Regions from separate parts of the Mus musculus genome. Here all the other regions are linked to region 3. The links are chromatin loops, found by intact Hi-C in ENCODE. Cell type or tissue: heart. All regions are shown on one strand. Region 1 holds the start of Etaa1 (Ewing tumor-associated antigen 1). Region 2 overlaps 8430419K02Rik (a long non-coding RNA gene). Region 3 has its middle 22 kb from the start of C1d. Region 4 has its middle 140 kb from the start of Gm31268.

What was found. A loop is a pair of places that touch in the nucleus more often than their neighbours do. Peaks named below come from ENCODE experiments on the same cell type or tissue, not always from the same donor. Only the 100,000 strongest peaks of a DNase experiment are listed, where the experiment ranks them.
Region 1: it touches region 3 in a loop (2.6-fold over the local background); 2 of 42 quality-filtered maps call a loop at or near these places.
Region 2: it touches region 3 in a loop (5-fold over the local background); 7 of 42 quality-filtered maps call a loop at or near these places.
Region 4: a loop joins it to region 3, with 4 times the contacts of the local background. A loop is called at or near these places in 6 of 42 quality-filtered maps.

What each region holds. Positions count from the first base shown.
Region 1 is chr11:17,950,872-17,955,871 of GRCm38, forward strand. Etaa1 (Ewing tumor-associated antigen 1) reads right to left here and starts at 3,004. Exons shown (of 6, transcript NM_026576.4): 1 at 2,692-3,004; 2 at 1,707-1,832; 3 at 1,381-1,457. The coding sequence starts at 2,923. Etaa1os (Ewing tumor-associated antigen 1, opposite strand) reads left to right here and starts at 3,099. Exons shown (of 3, transcript NR_131915.1): 1 at 3,099-3,214. In heart, a CTCF peak has its summit at 2,989; a DNase peak (open chromatin) is centred at 3,060; H3K4me3 peaks cover 1,976 bases; H3K27ac peaks cover 1,294 bases.
Region 2 is chr11:18,870,219-18,875,218 of GRCm38, forward strand. It overlaps 8430419K02Rik (a long non-coding RNA gene), which reads right to left. Exons shown (of 4, transcript XR_003949854.1): 1 at 1,784-5,000. Among named protein-coding and RNA genes, the nearest start is that of 8430419K02Rik, 4.9 kb to the right of the region's middle. In heart, no CTCF peak of the experiment used is centred here; no DNase peak of the experiment used is centred here; H3K4me3 peaks cover 3,772 bases; H3K27ac peaks cover 3,433 bases; H3K27me3 peaks cover 526 bases.
Region 3 is chr11:17,277,275-17,282,274 of GRCm38, forward strand. No RefSeq gene overlaps it. Among named protein-coding and RNA genes, the nearest start is that of C1d, 22 kb to the left of the region's middle. In heart, a CTCF peak has its summit at 2,784 (motif pointing right); no DNase peak of the experiment used is centred here.
Region 4 is chr11:17,457,511-17,462,510 of GRCm38, forward strand. No RefSeq gene overlaps it. Among named protein-coding and RNA genes, the nearest start is that of Gm31268, 140 kb to the left of the region's middle. In heart, a CTCF peak has its summit at 2,581 (motif pointing right); no DNase peak of the experiment used is centred here; H3K4me3 peaks cover 524 bases; H3K27ac peaks cover 964 bases.

The DNA of each region.
Region 1 (5,000 bases), 670 kb after region 3:
AAAAATAAGTAAGAAAAAGACAGAAAAGAAACTCAGGACTAATAAAAGGAATCAGTTACTGGACTCTTTTGTGATAAATGATTGAAACTTCTTCACTCAAGGGGCACAAAAACTAAAGAAAAAAAAAACCTAAAATAAGTAAATCACCATTAGCATTAAGATTTTATGCACCTTAATCCTAATAATCCACTGAAGAAAGCAAAGCTGGTAATAATTCTACTTTATGGTTGAGTGGATTGGGTTAGGAACATTTAACGGACTCCCTAGGTGTCACAGCACAAGAGGCTTCATAAGGGCTACATCTAAATCCAGCGACCTCCCTGATTTTACAGTGTTCCTGGATGATTTTCTAAGTCGTTAAGAATACTAAGAAAAGAAACTGCAAGAGGGAAACTTTTTACTACGGACAATGAAGAAGCACGGTAGAGATATGCACAGTAAAGCCCTTGTGTCTGGCTCAGAGTGAAACGCTTCAGCAAAGCCTCTGCCATGTTTTGGTCAATCAGTAAAGGCTGAGAAACTGTTTTGAGTCTGCTGAAACCTGGAAGAAATGTCTCGCTAGTGAGTCTGCTCATTGTGAGCTTGCTGGCAGCTACACCAACCTTGGTCCTAAGACACTCCTGGCACATCTTGAGTTCTTACTTTTGATTATGGCTGGCTGTGGCCAAAAGGGATGGAGATCTGAGTGGGCTGTCTGCCACAGGCAGCTGGAACCTTTCCCAGCCCCAATTAACCTTGCATAATGTTTGAATAAAGTAACTGGAGTGAGCTAGCTGGGTGTCAGTCTTTCCCAAGAAAGCTGAACCCCTCTGCTCTTTCGAAAATGAAGATTTAGCACCTTGGTGAGCTTCTCTCTCTACTGTGGCACTTATGACTGACACTAATCAATAAAGCACAAACAATAAAAACTTCAGTACACCATAGCAACTAACTACATTATTTAAGGAATAAATAACCTAGAGATGACTTAAACAATTGGGAAGGAATGGAGGCTAGCTTTGTGGCAGAGCACAGGCCCAGTAAAAGTGAGTCCCCAAGTTTGAGTTTCAGCATTATCACATGAATGAAAGAATAAATGAAGAAAAGGAGAGACAGCCACACACAGGGTACCATACAAAACCACACCACTTTATGCAAAGAACTTCACAATCAGGAGATTTGGTTATCCAAAGGGGTCATGAAACCATCTCCCATGGATTATGATATATGACCATATTGCACATTCTACAGTTTGTTCCTTTTTTCAAGGCATGCAGTCAGAAAAGCCAAATGTAACCTTGGTTGCTCTATAAACATGTTACTTTACATATGAAAGAACCACGCAAGTACACCACATACAATCTTTGCTGTTTGATAAACTATGAGATTTGCCATACTTACCTGAGGAGCAATACGGTTAACAATATGTGAAATCTCATCACTGTATGCACTGGAAATCTGCTTTTTTCTTCCTTTACCTAAAGAAACAAGACATTTCTATGAATTTTAGACCAAGAATTCTAAAATCAGTTGTCACTTTTTAGGAAACAATTGTAATCAGTACAACTTAATGACTCCACCCTAGAATCAGACAGAAAAATCACACATGAGGTTCTAAAAAACAAAACAAAAAACCCAAAACCGTTGTATTATGATGTTACCAGACTAAAATTTTACCGACAATAATTCTTCAAGCACCTACCCACATAAAAATAACAACAGATTACCTAACTGCTTTGTCATTGGAGAATTTTGATCCCAGAAGATATCAGTTTGTCCATCTGGATCATTTGGAGAACTGAAGGTACAGGATAATAAATCCATTTTCACGATTTGTACTGGCGTCTCCTTTCCTGCATAAGATGACAATCATTGCTTCTAAGTGTTACGTTACTTCATAAAAGCTAAAGTCAAACAATTAATTTTCATGTCCAATACAAAGCTTGTCTCCTAAAGACAGTTACTTTAACCACAATAGAAATGTTTCAATGAAAATAATATCTTAATACTTCATAAGTTTAGCACTGTAGTTAGGAAGTGTTCTTTGAAAATTCCATAGGCCCAGGAATGATACCATCTGATCACTGAATTACTATCACCAGGCTTTAGGTACCTCCATGACGTCAGCAGATGTACAGGAAATGCATCCAAACAGAAAGCCAAGCTAAACTCTCACAAGGCCCCTCCTGTAAACTCGACCCAATTTTTTTTTTACTCCATACACCCCAAAACCAATAGTGATTTGTTTCTAGGGAAGCTCTGTCTAGAATCACTTGAAGGTTTACAATGTTATTTTTCTTTCCCAGCCTCGTTTTATTCATAGCAGAAACAAGCAAGGTAACAGACATTGTATTTTACGGACACACCCTAGGATAGAGGTTATGAGTTTGGTCCTTATTGGGATAGATATCTCTTAACTCCAAGTTTACAGAAATGAACGCGCCATCGGTTTGCTGGGCTAACCGGATGTTACACCTAGCAAGTTCCGGGAGCACACTACGGTTTCTGAGGTGGCCCTTTTTGCAAAACAAAACAGCGAGGAAAACAACAACAACCAGCGTAGGTGCCCAGTTTCCGGAACACAGTCCACGGCACAGGCCCCGCCCACAACCAGACGTTCAGAAAAGGCCCGGTTTACCGGACTCGGCTCTGCAGCCCCAGGCCTCCCGCCCGGTCTGCACCGCCAGGCTCCGCTCCCCGCCCTCTCCTCACCCCGGGGACTGCGCCCGCCGTCAGCCGCTGCCTGCCGCTGCGCCCGCCGCGCAGACCGCGTTCCCGCCCGGCGGAGCTGGGAGCTGCAGGCCGCCCTGGACTCCCGCAGCCACGGCTCTGCCGCCGGGCGGCAGTTCTTAGCAGCCGCCCTGTGCGGCGTGCTCCTCCGGGCAGGGCTGTCCGCATGCTTCCTTCGCCGACTCATTCCCGTGCCACCGTCCTTCAGCTGCATTCACATTTTGCTACAGCGGAGCAGGGCAACTGCTCGACAGAGAGCCCGCGCGCCACCGTGCAGCGCCATCTTTGCAAGTCGGGCGCGCAAAATACGCTGCTTCTAATTGGCTGCCTCCGTCTAGGGGCGGGTTACTACGCATGGTGCGGATTGGCTGCGTCAGTGTGAGGGGCGGGGTTAGAAGGCTGCGGCCAGGGCTGAGGAAACAGGAGTTTTCTGAGGTCTACCATCAGACTCGTCCAACTTAGCAGGAACTGCAGGACCCTTTTCTGGATCTGTGACAGGAACTTGGTATGTGAGACAGTAAAGAGTTCATATACAATGACAGATTCTTATTGAATTTAAAATTTAATTGATTATTTCTAAGATTCAAATGATGGTGTGTTATTCGATAATATGAGAAAATAAAGACTATAGTTTAGGAGGTAATAAACGCAATAGTTCATAGATGTTCTGTTATGTGCGTAGCTCCAAAATGTAGGAAAACGTATTAATTTAATAAACTAACAGTCGCTGGAAACTGTACATGCAAAACAGAGCTGTCATCTTAGTAGGAATAAAATAGTGTTTATTTTGAATCAAGTAATAATTTCCATGGCCAGGGAGCATTGATTCAGGTTGGCCTAAAAACATGTTTCAATATAAAAGCAATCGCACAGACTTTAACAGTCACAGAACAAAAAACAAAGCATTTGCCAGGCGCTTTGTTGGGGACAACAGGTAGTAGGTGGGTTACAGCAAAGCAGGAGATGATTCGTCCATAGGCTTTAGGTAAGGATATAATTTATGAGACCCATCCTTTCGTTGATGGAAGTTAGTGATCTGGTAACAGTGCATTCCAAAGTTTTTACCTGCTAGCCTTCAGGATGCCAATCCTGACAGCTGGGTCCTTAATGGCTACTTAGGGCACTAAAGATAGCCATAAAGATTATTTGGTTTTATATCTGTAACACTCCAGTTTCCTTATCATGAAGTGTGTCTGTCTTTTTGTTTTTCAGACAGTGTCTTATGTGTGCCCTGCCTCCTTATTTAATGCAGTCTCGCTGTGAACTCCTGGTCTTCCTGTCTCAAGCTTGTCAGTGCTAGGACCACAGGTCTAGGTCCTGAACAGAATCATCAGCGTAGTTGTGCCTTCTTCCATGCCCCAAATAAAGTGAAACTCGGAGGTTAATTGTGCTTTAATAGATTAGTAATAAACCAAATTCTAAGTTTTTAAAGAATATGATTTGCGATAAATAGTAAAACAAAAGAGTGCCAACTCTACAGAGAGAACTATAAAACACCTTAGAAATAAATTGAAGGCCAAAATAAAAAGGGCTATGCTGTGTTTGTGGTCTGTGTCACTCACTACTGTTAAAGAGTCAATTCTTCCCAAACTGGTGTATAGTCAGTGCTGATGCCCTTAGTCTCAGAGCGGGAGGCACATGCCTGTGCAAAGGGAGGATACCTTTACTCTAAGACATGGAATGAAAAAGGAAAAAGAGACAAGAAATTTCTTGATCTCTTGAAGCATAATGAAGCTGAATCTCACCCAAATGTCAGGAGAGTGGTTAAGACTTACAACAATGTTCTAGCGGTGAAGGGACAGACAAATAAATGGATGGGACAGATAAAGTGCTTAGGTGGAAGCACTGACTTACACCTAAGTACAGGCTTTGTATAATACAAATAAAAGCCATTTAAATAATGAGGAAGGACTATGGGAGATAAACAGTATAGCCAGATGGAATGGTAGCTCATATGTGCAATCCTCCCAGCATGCAGAGGGCAGAAGCAGGAGGATTGAGAGTTTGAGGCCACCTGGGTTATATTGAGTGATCTTATCTCAGAAAATACAAATGATAACTGAAAAAGTACATTTATATGTGTATTATATATATGGATTATATATAATTTACATCGATATGAATCACACATGGAAAAAAATGAGGTGACTTTGTCTCAATCCATATCCCTAAATCAAATCAAATTGGTTCTATTTTTAATTGTAAAATAGTTTTTATTTTATAAAATTATGTATACTGTCATCATGACAGAAAAAATATATTTATGCCAATAAAGACACAAGAGGCAGAAA
Region 2 (5,000 bases), 1.6 Mb after region 3:
ACCTGAGCTCAGCGGCTAAGGCCTTCCCTTAGGAGTATTTGACTGGATTCAGGGAAAAGAATCCAAGGAGGATGAGCAAGTCCCAAAGAGTCAGGAGACTCCCTTAGAGAGATGCAGCTGATGAAGGCCTGCCCCACATTCAGGACTGCAAACTTCCGGACCATTTTGAATATTTCAAAATGACACCAGCATACTCCTGATACCATTTCCTTCCACTGTACATTGTAATTACGAGCCACCTTCTCTTTTGTCAAACTCAATCCCTCTAAGCATCCTGCTTTGGGGACCCACTTTGCATTCTGCAATACCCCCTATTCCTCCCAGACATATATGTCAAGGAATAAGGAGTTGAGACATGACATATTAATGTTTTTATCTGGGGACTCTCTGCTCCCACGGGAAGGGAGGGAAACCAAGAGCAGAGGGCGGCGGAAAGCAAGCGAGAAGGAATCACTCCGAAGCTCCTGCGGAAATTCATATTCCGTGTATGTTCCTCCTTCGTCTAGAATAAATCCTGCAGGCCTCCCCACGCAAAGCCGGCGGCGTTTATTTATTTGCATGTCATGCTTATAATGCAGTAGAAAGCAAGACGGATCTTCTAGGAGGGGAGGCGACGACGCTCACCTTTCAGGCTCTCTCCCCTAAATAAAAAAGAATTGACCGGCGGGGCGCCTAAGAATTTATCTTGAGTTTGCGGTCATTACCTCTATTATATGGCCCCAGCAATAAATAAGTCGGGTAGTTACTACCCAACAATAAAACTGTACTGTGTGGGACACCTTACTATTACTTTCTTAATAATCTGTCGCTTCCTTCCCTTTAAATCTTCCAGTCTTGTCTTTTCACTCTTTTACAAGGATCTATCTTCACCCCTTGAGGGTGAAGCTCTCTCGGATCATTTTTATATTTCGTGAACACAATAATTTTTCCTGTCTAAGACTTGCTGTTTTTCCTATTCCCGGCTGCTTAATCTGCTTCAGCACAAAGAGTCGGCCAGGCCGGATCAAATATCCTTTTCTTTTCCCCTCTCTTATTTTAATTACGTTGTGCGTCCCATTAAGGAGACATCCCCGCCCTCCCCGGGTCGCAGCCACCCATGGGGGCTCTGGGAGGAAGGATGCACTCAAGTTCGGTCGCAGCGAGCAAATACAGTACCAGGCAAAAGGGGAGTTTGCCCAGAGTAATTCTCCCGTATGGGGTGGCTGATCTTGGGGATCCCACTCTTTCCACTTTCTGGCTGGCGCTCCACGCAGGCACAGTGCGCCACGCGTGGACACGAACGCCGGCAGCCTGGGCAGTCCTGGGAAATCGGACCTCGCCACACCGCGCTTCCCCGGCACCCGCGACACCCCTAGTCCTGCACCTAGGCTTGGGCGGGAAGTGGGGTGGGGGGGGGGGAGACACAGGGCATAGGAGGGGCGTTCCCCTCGACTGCTGGCTGCGTTCACACCTGAGCTCCCTGGGAACTCGTGCTGGTTTCTCGGTCGCAGACCTAGCAGCTACTCGCCGCCGCGCGTGAGGCCAAGTCCAGTCCTCGCCCGAGCCCCGAATAGCCCCAGGAGCCCTCCACCCTGGGGGCAAGGAGCTGAGCCACCGACCCGCCGGCGCTTTTTCAAAGCACAATCATACTTGTTCTCCCTGCAGCTCCAAAAGTGACGCGCACCGGGAGGAAAGGACTTCGAGCGTCCCTCGGAGCTGGGGTGTCCTGTGAGGAGGGTGCGGGAGCGGGAGATTAGAGGCAAATGGACAGTTACCGCATGGGGAGGAAAGAAAGGAGACGAACCTGCGTGACTTTCCCTTTTGTCTCAACACTGTAGGTCCCTCGACAGCAGCAGGTTCAAACAGCTAACCCCCCACCTAACAAGGTTCCTATGTGTGAGACTTAGATCACTGATAAAAACAGAACCCATGGAGAGAGAGAGGGAGAGAGAAAGAGAGAGAGAGAGAGAGAGAGAGAGAGAGAGAGAGAGAGAGAGAGAGAGAGAGAGAGAGAGAGAGAGACTGAAAAGATGGTGAACTTCTCACCTTTCTTTAATCCAGGTTCTGTGTGTGTGTGTGTGTGTGTGTGTGTGTGTGTGTGTGTGTGTGTGTGTGTGTGTGTGTGTGTGTGTGTGTGGTGTGATGTGTCCATCCTTGTTAATTGCGTTTTGCTGGGGTGATCTTTTAGAACTCGAAAATCGTCTGGGAAAATATTCACGTTTGGGGTAGAAAACATTTTTTATTTATACCCCTGACATTTAAAAGAGCAGAATTAATTTGTTCTGTCTACATTAGCATTGAGAGAAAGTTTCCGAAATTCAGCCTGGGGAAGGGGGGGCGGGGGAGGGGGGTGGAGAAAAAGAAAGCGCGGAAAGGAAGAAGAAAAGCTAACCTTGTTTTGTGTGTCTCTCTCCCTTATATCAGATCTGTAATCAATCATTGAAATAGGAAGCAGCAAAATTGTAAAGATTCGATAGATTAAAATGCAAATGAAAGGTAGAAAAAGAAACATTAACGCGGCCACCAAAGATTTAATAACCGTAAATCAAGGTTTTTCTGTTGCAGCTGCAGTTTGTGTGTTTATGTTTTAATCATGTTCAGTCCATAAATAAATAATTTCTGAAACGAGACTAATTTTTCATTATTTTAACCGTGAGCTATAACACTAAATATTAAACATAGAAAATGTGCATAATGCCACATGCCCAACCCAGAAAGAGAAACCCTTGAAACAATTGTTTAAAAACCAAGAGGTTTCACTTGTGTGTTTTGAAAATCAAAGTATTTGTGCTAAAAATCCTCTCTCCACAGCCCAAAGTTTATTTTCCTTTAATATTTTATGTTAACAATGCACAATTTATTCTAAAGATATGTGTGGCTTCCGCATCCATTTCAGTGTGAGCATTTTCAAGGCAGGAAAATGCCAGAATATATAAATAACACAGAACCCCATTTCAAAGTACCTGGACAATTTCTGGGTAATATTTTATAAATGTTTCTTCTTGGGAAGAAAAATTTGGTGGACAATACATTAAAACTTTTTTAGCTTAATAATGTTATATTTTTTCCACGAAGGGATATCTTATCTCTCTGTTTTATGATCATTCAGTGTAAGCTTGTATGTCAAGGTGTCAGGTTATTCAAACAAACTTTAAGTATTCTTTTTGTTAACTATGCTGAAAGTTTTCCATTTTGGTTTTTCATTTAGAACATTAACTTCTTAATTTAGAGTTTTACCACTTTAAAAAAAAAAGAAAACATTTATTCTTTCTGTTCTTTTCCTATTTTCTCCCTCCCTCCCTTCCTAGTTATTTATTTATTTATTTTGGTGATCTTATTAACATAAGAGAGGGCACTCCATTTCAGCATAGAAATGCTTAAGAATAAGCTTTTTTCCCCTTAACTCTGTCGTTAAACGATTTAGAGTTGTCTAAGCCTCTCCTCTTCCTACAAATTACAAGAACAACCAAATCTAGAGCTCACACCTCCTTCCTCGAACCTTTAAGTTAAATGTGAGCTGAGTTGATATTCTCCTTTCCACCCCAAACAATCAGGTTTTCACTCTGACAGCCCAATAATGCATTTAGTTTGAAATTACACTTGGATCTTTTCTCCTTTGTATTTTTTTTTATTTACTCCAGTACAACGAGATGACTTGATTTTCATGGGATTACATGTACTCCATTCAGTATTAGTGGGACATTGCTACTCAACTAAATACTGCCTTAATGGACAAATGAACTTTTTTATTTGCTAAAGTTTGTAGGTGGGTTTGGAAACAGAGTATGCCACTGATTTGGTTACTGTTGAGAATCAAACAGACACACACATCATTTATCTAAAGAGGAGAGTTGTAGCTCTGTAAAAGGCAGAAGCAAGCACAGAATCATGGGGAATTATTTCAGTTTATTGCTCTTATTAATTAAACCGGATGTGGTTTTATTCTGCACTTTTTATACCGACCTTGTTCGAAGCTTCTGGCGGCTTCGCTTCCCTTCACTCCCAATTCCTCTCATTCATTAGATCCCTTTTTGATGGGGCCTTTCCTACAGTACAGCTCTTAGGAGTTACAGTGGAAAATCTCACGGGTCTTGGGGAAGATCATGCGTCTCCCGCCCCGGGGAAAAACAAAACAAAATACAGGCGGAGAGGGGGAAAAAAAGGAAGAGATGCTTTTCTCATTCTCTTTCAGCATTCCTTTCGTTGAAATGCAAGACAGGTACTTGATTTAGCATTTAAGCAAAAGGTTACACAAACCGCGTTTTAGAAAGTGTTGGGATGTCCGGCAGGGTCAGCCCCAGATCAGATCATTTTTCGAATGCAGACCTAAAGATAATGAGTACTTGTTGTATTAAAGGGGACAAACAGTACTTTGGCTTCCTCTGACCCCAGAATGCACGGCTTGGTTTCATTGATCATCTTCCTTTATGAGATAATGCAATTACAAACATCAATAAGGGGCTGCAAGGGGAATCATTATGCTGTGACAGTGATAAATGACGGTGCAGAAATAGCATGCTTCCCCCCCTAACAATCCTGGAGCCCAGGGGCTCCGGGGGCTGAACACAGTCGCCAAGGAAACAGATGACATCCCAAAAGGCACCAAAGGAAAAAATAAAATGAACAGTCTTTCTTTGCCTTTCACTCTTTTCCGTCTTCCAAAGAGTTAGTTTTGGCTCTAGCAGCAGCTGCCACACAGACATTTCGTTATTTCAGACATTAAAGACTGAAGCAAGCAGTGGGAGACTCCTCCCCTTAGTCCACCCCCACTAGACGGGCACACAAACCTTGCCATTCGCATTTTAGAACACCTGAAAATGCACGTCTCAAAAATCGGATTTGATTTGCACACGCTGTTTACCACCCACCCACCTCCCTCCCCGCACCCCCCAGAAGAAACTGAGTCTCCAGGGGCACAGTGGCGCCTCACGGATCTGCCAGAAAAGGGACTTTGCTAGTGTCTGGTCTCTGCTCTGAGCCGGGAGGCAGCAGTGGTAGGAGCCGGTTACTTGGGGTCTTTG
Region 3 (5,000 bases):
CGACTTGAGCACTCTTTCTCTTTCTTATGAGACAATGACTAAAATAGAATAAATGTTATCTCAGGTATCCAGTTGTCATTGACACAGGTGAGACCCAGGCACAGTGCTTTTCTTTTATTGATATCTGTAGTTAAGGTATAGGTCATTAAGTTTAAGAAACGGCTTACAATGGAACAGGGCACATTCCATCTACCGTTTGCTCTGAATGGGACTTCTGTATGTGTTCACTGGGGTTTGTGTGTCACACTTTCAGATCGGCTACTTTCATTTACCAATAGGCACTGACACTTCACCCATGTCTTCTCACAGCTCAAAGCTGTTGCCAGTGGTCCTGTCTGGATGAGATGTTTTCAAATTCTTGGCATCTTATGCAAAGAATTGAAACAGTCCATACAAATAGCAAGGCACTAAGGAATTTTATTTAAAGGGGCAGTGTAGGAGACTCTGTAAGAGAACAGCAGATGGCTTGAGCCAGAGTGCCTAAGAGCATTGCTTATTGTTTGGGCTTCCTGTTATGGGGCACAGGAGGAGTTGGTAGCTAAGGGGCAGAGTGTGGATGCTTCTCTTGATTGATTGACAGGCTTGGTTATGTAGGCTGCATTCATGGTATGTGTCCTTTCACATGATGCATCTGCTTCTACTCCCGTGCACATATACCATACATAGGCACAATGTGGTAAATCGGGGCTCTCTAAAAGTCCACTCAGAGAGCACAGTTTGCCTTACTGTGTGCATACACCCAAATCCAGTGCAGACTACGTTGGCTTCCTGTCTGCAGTCTCTGGATATGTTCCAGGGCATGTTCTAAATTCTAAATAGGAGGGTTACTAGGGAGTTGCAATGAAAAAGAGACTTTTTTGCAGGGTTGGAAATGAGTTGTATGTGCAGATGCATGGCTGAGGTTGCTAGGTGTATTAGGAAAGTGGTGTGTATAGCCCAAGCTCATTAGGGTCCCAGGTGCCTAAGCTATTCCTGTGCTTGCCTCCATCAAAGCCTCCGGACTTATTGTCATATCGGCACCCATGTGTGAGGACGTGGGTTTGCAGTGGTTAACAAACATCCCTCTTACTAGCCATTGTATTCTCTCCCGTGTGGTCCAACAAACCAGCTAAAGTGGAAGCGATTTTCTACTCACAGGTAAGGTAACAGACATAGACAGATGTTGTCTAAGATGATGCTGAGTAAGACCAGCATGGGAGTCTATGAGGGAGCTGCTGCCCTCACCACTCCTGTCCTGGGCTTAAGCTTTTTTTTTTTTTAGATTTATTTATTCATTATATGTAAGTACACTGTAGCTGTCCTCAGATACTCCAGAAGAGGGCATCAGATTTCGTTACAGATGGTTGTGAGCCACCATGTGGTTGCTGGGATTTGAACTCTGGACCTTCGGAAAAGCAGTCGGCGCTCTTAACCACTGAGCCATCTCGCCAGCCCGGGCTTAAGCTTTTTTAATGAACTACCTGTAAAAGAGTCTTGGTGGAGAACACCCGAGCCTCTCCGGGGAGCCATTTGCTGATTCAGCAAAGGTGCCTTGCAGGTTCAAATCCCCTCTAGGTAGCATTACCTTGGTTCTCCATGGTGCCAGAATTACATGCATATACTAACCTCCAAGCATCATTGGCACCATGTCACGTTGTTGGTACTGTGCTTTGCTATGTTATCAGTAAGGAGGAAATAGAATAACAACTGTAAAACTGTCTGACACTTTGTTCTCCAGCTCAGGCAACTTTACCCATTCAGGAGGCAAACCATATCCATTCACACTCCTCATAAGACATTCCGGGCTAGGAGGACGGCTCAGTGGGTGAAGTTCTTGCTGCACAAGAACTAAGATTTGAGTTTGAATCCCCCAGAAACTTCATAAAGTTGGAGATAGAGTATGTGTCTGTAGCCCTAGCTCTTTTATGGTGAGATTGGAGGTAGAGATGGGAGAAGTTCAAAATCTTGGGGACTCTGGAACACTGCAGCAGGAAACAAGAAAAGAAATCCTGCCTCAAACAGCATGAAGATTGACACCCAAGGTTGTCTGTGATACACACACACACACACACACACACACACACACACCACCACCACCACCACCACCACCATCATCATCACCACTGCCACCGAAACAACAACAACAACAACACTACCAAAACCAAAGTAATTCTTTCTGAAGCAAGAACGAATCATGGCAGATACCCGTAATCCCAAAAGTGGAGACAGGAGGATCAGGGTTTTTGATTATGTAGCAAGTTCAAGGCTACCTGGACCACAAAAGACCTTATCTCAAATGTCACCATTCTCTCAGGAAATTAATCCATTCCTTGGACTTAATGGTTCCCATTCCTGCTGGTCATATAGAACAAGCTGTTTATAGAAAACCTGAGGTCATTGACTACAGTTCATACTTTCAAATCTGTTTTCTATTTAATTTGTTTGTGATTATCATTTGATGGAACAACTAGTAACAATGTAGTTGGGGAACATAAGTGTTTATTACTGCTTACTGTCTGCTCCTGTTTATTGAGTAGCAACTTTATGCCTCAGAAAGGAGGAAGCTAGGTTTCTCTGTGTTCAAATGAACTTAACATACAGGGTCGTTTCGAGCAATACAAAGCAGTATTATCAAATTGAAATTATTCATTAAGGGTTTTTTTTACATTAAAGAAGGATTTTTTTCTTTTTTTTGTCTTTTTTTTTTTTAAAAAAGACTGTGTATGAGTCGTTTTTATGTAGTTACACAGTAATGCTCACCCGTCTGATTTATCACGGTTGCACTTTCTAATCTCGACCACTAGGTGGCAGCAAGAGAACGCAGGTTGCCTGTTTTGCACTGTGTTCTTAAAAACGAAGTAGAAACTATTTTTGGATTTCATGGAAGACAGGAAAAAAAAAGTGATTAAAACTTGATGGGACTGGGTATATATCTCAGTTGCTAGAGTGCTTGTCTGAAATCATGAGCCTCGGGTTTGACACCCAGCACTGTATAAAAAACTGGTGCAGAGACAGGAGGGTCAAGGTCTATACACCACAAAGTGAGTTCTAGGCCATCCTGCATATGTAACACCGTGTCTCAAAATTAAATTAAATTACAGAACGCGTAACTGTTACAAACAATACCCAGACAAATATTGATTGAATATTTGGTACCTTAAGTATCAAAGTTATATTTTATTAATATACAAACCATAACCTAAAATTTTCCTTTAAGAAGTTTCTGTTAGTTCCCATGAGTATTCCCCAGGATTTCTATGAAATCGATTTTTATATTTATAGTAGTAAAGAAAATGACACGCAAGTGAGATAGCCCTCCCCACCCCACCCCTAAAGGTTGTTCAGTAAAGGCGTGTGAACTGGGAGTTTGAACGTCCAGGAACATTGGTAGGGAATTACCTTTCTTTATAATTTACTTTAAACATCATACTTTGAGAAAAATAGAGTTTGATGATTTTCTTACTAGACAGGAATCTGCTTTAAAATGTTACTTCCCGGACAGATTTGAGTAATATGTACATGTTGGTTTCTTTTTCTCTTACTGTTAAAAAGTACTTTGAGGACAGTGACTTAAGGGGGGTGGGGTTTCCTGTGGCTCACAGTTTAAGGCCTTTCATGGTGGAAACATGATGGCTGCAGGAGCTTGAGGCAGCGGGTCACATGGTACCCACAAGCAGGAGGGGACGGGAATGAATGCCACCGCTGCTCAGATCCTTTCTCTACTTATATTGTCCGGATCCCAGACAGGAAATGGTGCCAACCTCAGTAGGTCAGTAGGTGGATCTGCTTACTCTGAGTTCTGCGTTATAGATGCCCCCCCCCCCAACCGCTCCCCCACCCCTGCCTGCAGGCTCGTCCAGAGGCCCGTTTCCCTAGGTAAATTTAGACCCGGTCTACTTGCCAATCAACACTAATCACCACAGTGTGTCCCTGAAGGTTCTACAACACATTTTCAAATGCTTAGCTTTTTTCTGTCTAAGTTGTTTGTGAAACCTCAAGAATGTGTAATCATTTACAGTCAGATACAAAATTTAAAAAATTGCTTTTTATTTTCTGGACAATTGAAATCTCTATAAAAATAGGCCTTCCCATTCTCTCAAGAATTTCAACTGCACTTTAGGATAATCCTTGTTTTTAAATGAACATTGCAATAAAAACCTTGCAAATAAAAAAAAATCACATATTGACTTTAAACAAACCCAGAGTCAACGCATCTCAGCGAGCCTCTTCTACACAGAGTAGCCGTTCTAAAGCATCACGCAGGATCTCAGACTTCCACTCTTGACTGTATCGTATCCACCCCAACCTCTAACAGTCTACAGTAGAGTTAGAAGTAGCAAAACTTTATATCCTCTGACATGGCTGAGGGATTTTTTATTCAGTCCTTCTTATTCCTCTAATATGGAGCCTTTCTTGTTCTCTTTTCTGCATTTATACCTTGCCCACGTGTACATTTCACACACACACACACACACACACACACACACCTGGCTAGATTTCACATATGAAGGAGAACATTCAGTTTTTCTTTCTGAGACTTACTTTGTTTGTTTGTTTGTTTGTTTTTGTTTTTTTCAAGACAGGGTTTCTCTGTGTAGTCTTGGCTGTCCTGGAACTCACTTTGTAGACCAGGCTGGTCTCAAACTCAGAAATCCGCCTGCCTCTGCCTCCCAAATGCTGGGATTAAAGGCGTGTGCCACCACTGCCCGGCTGTCACTTACTTTTTATGTCATTCTATCTCCTGCTTATTTTGTGGTTATATTTTTCTTTAGAGCTGAATAATATTTATACATATGTACATGCACACATGTGCACACATATTACACACAAGTGCATATACATATGTGAATACAAACATTCACTTATGCATACACACATGCACATACTCACGTGTACATGCACACATGCACAAACACATGCACACAAACATGCATATACACATGTGCACATACACACATGCACATACACACGTGCACAAACACACATGCACATACACACATGCACACATACATGCACATACA
Region 4 (5,000 bases), 180 kb after region 3:
TACTCACAGCACATGAATGCAGACTTTAACTGCTACAAATACCTTCCACCCCGTGAGTACCGCCCTTGTTTCTTTGCAGCTAGATCCTGGAAATACTGTCTGCTGGTCCGTGCTGATTCACAAGCCCCTACAAGAGTGAAGTTGGACTCAGCTTCTGCTAATGAGCAGCAGAATTGCTGGTGAATACAGTGCTGGGATTATAAGGTGCTGGCAGCCATACCAGAATAATAAGGTCAGATGGAAAAGCATCCAGTGAATACCTTCAGTGAATATCCTGTCCTGCGATAGTGGCCTCTGAGCACTGCAGCCCAGACACACGGCTCAATTGGTGGAACTGCAGCCCCTCTTTACTTTCTTTGGCAAAAGGATGAGGGGCTTCATTATTGGTTCAGTTTTTGCTCTATGTAGCTATTCAGTAGAAGCCCACGTTCATTCCAGTTTATAACTAAAGCGCTTATTCATTGGAGTTTACACCAGCGGTTTCATCTGTAATATCAAAATGGTGGCTGCAATCTGCTTTGCTCATCTCAAGTCCCTTTGGTTGATTCCTGTGATGAAAGAGGTTCAAAAGACATGAACCACGTTCTTGGCTCACGCTGCCTGTGTTCTTCATCAGTGTAGTATATGGAACTGTGTAACCTTTTGATAAAAATTTAAGACTAAATTACAGGAGATGTTTCAGAAATAATCGCATCATCACTACCTTGCTGTGTCTTCAGTGTCATTCAGAGATATTTTGTACATTTTGTAAAGTGAAATAAATAGCATTAACTTGAGGCAGTGTGCCAAGGGAAGCTGAATAGAGATGTTGCTAATCTGCTTACGGGTAGGTCTGTGGGTGCAGCATTGGAAGGGTGAATCTGAACATGTTTACCAAGGTAGTTCCTGGTACCATTAGGTTGTCTTCATAAAGTAGGGTGGAGGGCAATTCTCGCCCTAATATCATTATTTCATGCCCTTTGCCAATGATTGGCATTGCCTTTCAGGAAAGAATGCACTAGTTGGTAAGATTCTAGGAGCACAAAACAGACTACTCATTTGAAGTTCATTGCTTATGTAGCTTTTGTATATGAGCAAATTTGTTGTCTGCTTTACTAATTTCTCTCTTCATACCAGAAATAAGGACAGCTCACATGGGCACTTAAGATGCAACACATAAATTTTGGGAAATAAACAAATGTAGTCACAGTTTTTTTTTTGCTTGTTTTATTTTTTTTTTGTTATAAAAGTTTTGTGTGTTTTAAAGAATAGATGAAATACCATCTATATAGAAAACATTCTAAAGAGATTTCTTTCTTTACCTAGCAGATGAAAAGGCACATAACTAATGCAAAGGAAGGAGGGGGTGGAGGAGGAAGAGGGGTGAAAAGCAGGAGAGCAGGAGGAGAGCGAAGAGAAGTAGCAGGAGACTAACAATTTTAAGAATTCTTCGAAGGAATAATTAAGGTGGCTATGTTGCCTATTGGTCTTAATAGTGGAGAGTTAGGTAGGCTAACCCTAAAGGCACATATTTCTCGTATAATCCTGCTTATCTCACAAATCTTAATGATCACTCACAAAGGAGACTGACTAGGTAGGTGGGTAAGGCTGCCAGCTAAAAAAGGGAGGAAGCAAATATCTACTGTCTAGTGACCTGAAAGCAATTCTTCAAGTCTATTCTAGTAGAAGGAATTTCTTTCTCTTGGAGTAACTTGCAATTAAAAAGCAAAGGGCATGGCCGCGAGAATCGGAACTATAGAGAGAAAATATGCCCTTTCTTATGACACTTCTCAGCACACACAGACTGCAAGTTTGCTCATGTTTTGATAAGACTTTAAATAGAGATGTTTGCATTAAAACTTTTTAAAAAATCCTTTTAGCTTTCAGAAATTCAGTTTGTGGGTGGAAAGGGCATGTTTAAGGCAAGAGAATGTGAGTGAGCTGTGGCTGTGGCTGTGGCTGTGGCTGTGGCTCAGTGGTTGAACACTTTCCTGACTCGGGGTTATAACCCCAGCACCAGAAAAAAGGAATCAACTAAACTAGCACAAATCAAAGATCCCACAGGCTTTAGCTCTGATATGATACTATACCCTAATTATCTAGGCCAACACTTATAGAAATAGATGATGAATAAGTAATTTTATTTTTTGGTAGTCATATTAAAAACATGGGGGAAAAAACTACAGGTGAAATTGATTTAATTATTTTTAAATTTAATCCAATTATTACAAATATCTTCTAAGTATGTAATAGGTATAAAAAAAGCTAATTTGCACCCTTCACAGCACAATCCTCCCCTTAAACTCTTTGCTTTTGTATCCATCGATCCAGCATTATTTAAGCACAGCCACAAGTAGCTTGTGGTTACTAGATTACAGGGGAGGTGGAGATGACATCGGTTATACCTCATTGCACACCTTCCTAGTAAACAGATGCCTCAAGAGAGGATTTTTCATTATGATCATTGTCTGAAGAGTAGAGCTTGTAGGCGTAGACTGTTTAAATAGGAGGTGAAATGTCTCTTTAGACAGGCCATGGATTCCAAATTTTCTGGAAGTTACTGGTTTCCAAGCAGGTAGATGCAAGGCATCTAGTTTTTTACCTGTAGAGGGAGCTCTCTCCCCTCTGCTCTCTCTTTAATTTCAATCCCAACCTTGGTTCTTAGAACCCTGCAGTTCTGAGTTCTTTCACCTGGCTTGGTGGAGAGTTTGTGTTTGGCTCCAAACCAGCAGTACTTTCACAATCTGCACACGTTAAAGGCAGCTAAAATGCTAGGACACCAGCCGGGTGGCGGCTTGAATCTGTGATTCCCAGGCAGTCCAGGGAAATGATAAACAAAAGTCTTTTGTGCAATATTAATAAGCTTTAAGCACTCCCCAGTGAGCCTCTTGTCATCCAAGTAAGTCATGTGTATCAAAAGCCCTTATACGTGGAAGTTTGTTTTCATATCTGGCCCACGATGAATGGGAGCCCCCTTTGCCATGTTGTAAAACAAACATTTGTTTATTTTCTGAGCAGAGCTGGCAGTACGACTCAGAAACTGGAGCTGAATGGAGAGCCCCTTTCCAAGGAGGCGCCTTTGAAAACCCTCTGCCGCAGCTTTCCAACTGTCAACTGATCCTGAACTGGGTTTACATTAAGACAATAACAGTGTTTCCTAAATAAATAAGTTAGAGACACCCGTGGGCCTTAATCAAACCCATAAATGGCTTGTAGGGTGGGCCAAAAGGTTTTTTTTTTTTTTTTTTTTTTTTTGCTGTGCAGAGAAATAACGTCTAGTTCATCTTACCATGTATGGGAAGCTTGTGTTTTTGAGACAGAAGGGTTTCTTTATGGTAATTATACTGTTTTTTTTTTTTTTTTTTTTTTTTTTAAACCAACAACAAAAACAAAAACCGCCTGATAGAGCTTTCTCTGGACCTCTGGGACAAAAGAATGTGACACTTTTCTTGGGTGAATGCCACGGTGCCAAGCAGGCATTTTCTAAAGAAGAGAGGTGTGGTCACCCTCCCAGTCGATAATGTAACCCCCTCCTGGCACGTAAAGAAAATAAATGAAAGCTGTAAGATGAACCATCTGCTACTGCGATCTGGCTTCTTTCTTCGTTGACTTGGGGCTTCCGGGAATTCCTTTCACTCCAACAAGTTTCAAGCACAATGGCCTTAGAGGCAGAGGGTGGAAACCAGGAAGCACCACTGAGCGCCGGGAGCTTGGGTTTCTGCGGGTTTTCCCGGAAGGCGGGAATTTCAGCCTCTTACTGGAAGCTGCGTTTCTCCCGTAAAAGACACATTCTAGGGAAAGACTGAAAGCTGAAGAGCTGAAACAACAGTTGCATGTAAATGAAAACAAAAAATTAAATACTACTGCGCATCGTAGGAAGTCTGTAGAGATTCTTTCATACAGGTATCCTCAGCTGTACGGAATCATCATTTGCAACTTTCAGAAACAAAAGCTTGACTATAATATATGTATAATATGACTTTGGTTATAGCACATGCATAATTTTATAACTTACTTTTGGAAGGCTTGGATTTTTTTCATGTGCATTTCCTCAGACTACCATCTAATATTTATAATAATCATTTTTCATTATTATAACTATGTATAATATACAACTAATATTATTACAATGTTATAATAACATAACCAATATTATAACATTGTTTCCACGGATGTACAACTTTCCAAGTAGATGTACTATAATTCACATGTCTGCCTTTTTCTTTCAGGCAACATGGGATGCTTATGATTGCTTTCACAGCACAATTTCTTTCTTGGAGAAATATTAATTGGGATAACCACAAAGTTATTAATACTTAGGGATTTTTAACACACAATATCATATGGTTTCCCAGAAGGACTTGAAAACAAACTGCTTTTCTAACTGCAACCACTCACTACAGTGTAGTCTTCTTAGCTTTCACTTCCTCTTTGCCCTTTCTGTCTGTCTAGAACAATCCCACCACTCACATGTCCTTCTTTAAACACCTTCACATAAGCATTTCATCTATGTGTAAAAGTGGTTCTCGGATACTGTCTCTCTGAGACCTTAGGAGAGTATGCCAAATTCAACCTATTTTTATTATTACAGACAAGAGTGTTTCATTTTGTAGCACATTGCTAATTGCTATGGTTTTGTCTTGTATAAGATGTACTTACTTGTGGGCTAATGCGTAATTTATATTCATTTCTGAACCTTGCAATCATTTGTGCTAATGTGGTAGACACACTTTGAGAAATCTGCCCAGGCCAACAGATTACCGAAACCTATGAATTAACCCCTGTGCTTGGTCATGCGACTCCCTCACTCCTGCCACATCCAACGGGACTGAGATTGAGCGGTGTGTTGGAGGAGTGAGAAGATGACAGGAGAAAGAGAAGGCAGGACCTCCACATAGAAAGCAAAATGGAGATGGGAGAAAAATTGCTTCCTTCATTTCTGAGGATTTTCTAGTTCTTGCTTCCAGTGATTAAGTCTGTCTGGTTACATGTTCTCAAGTGTCACTCTCTCATAGCTTTAC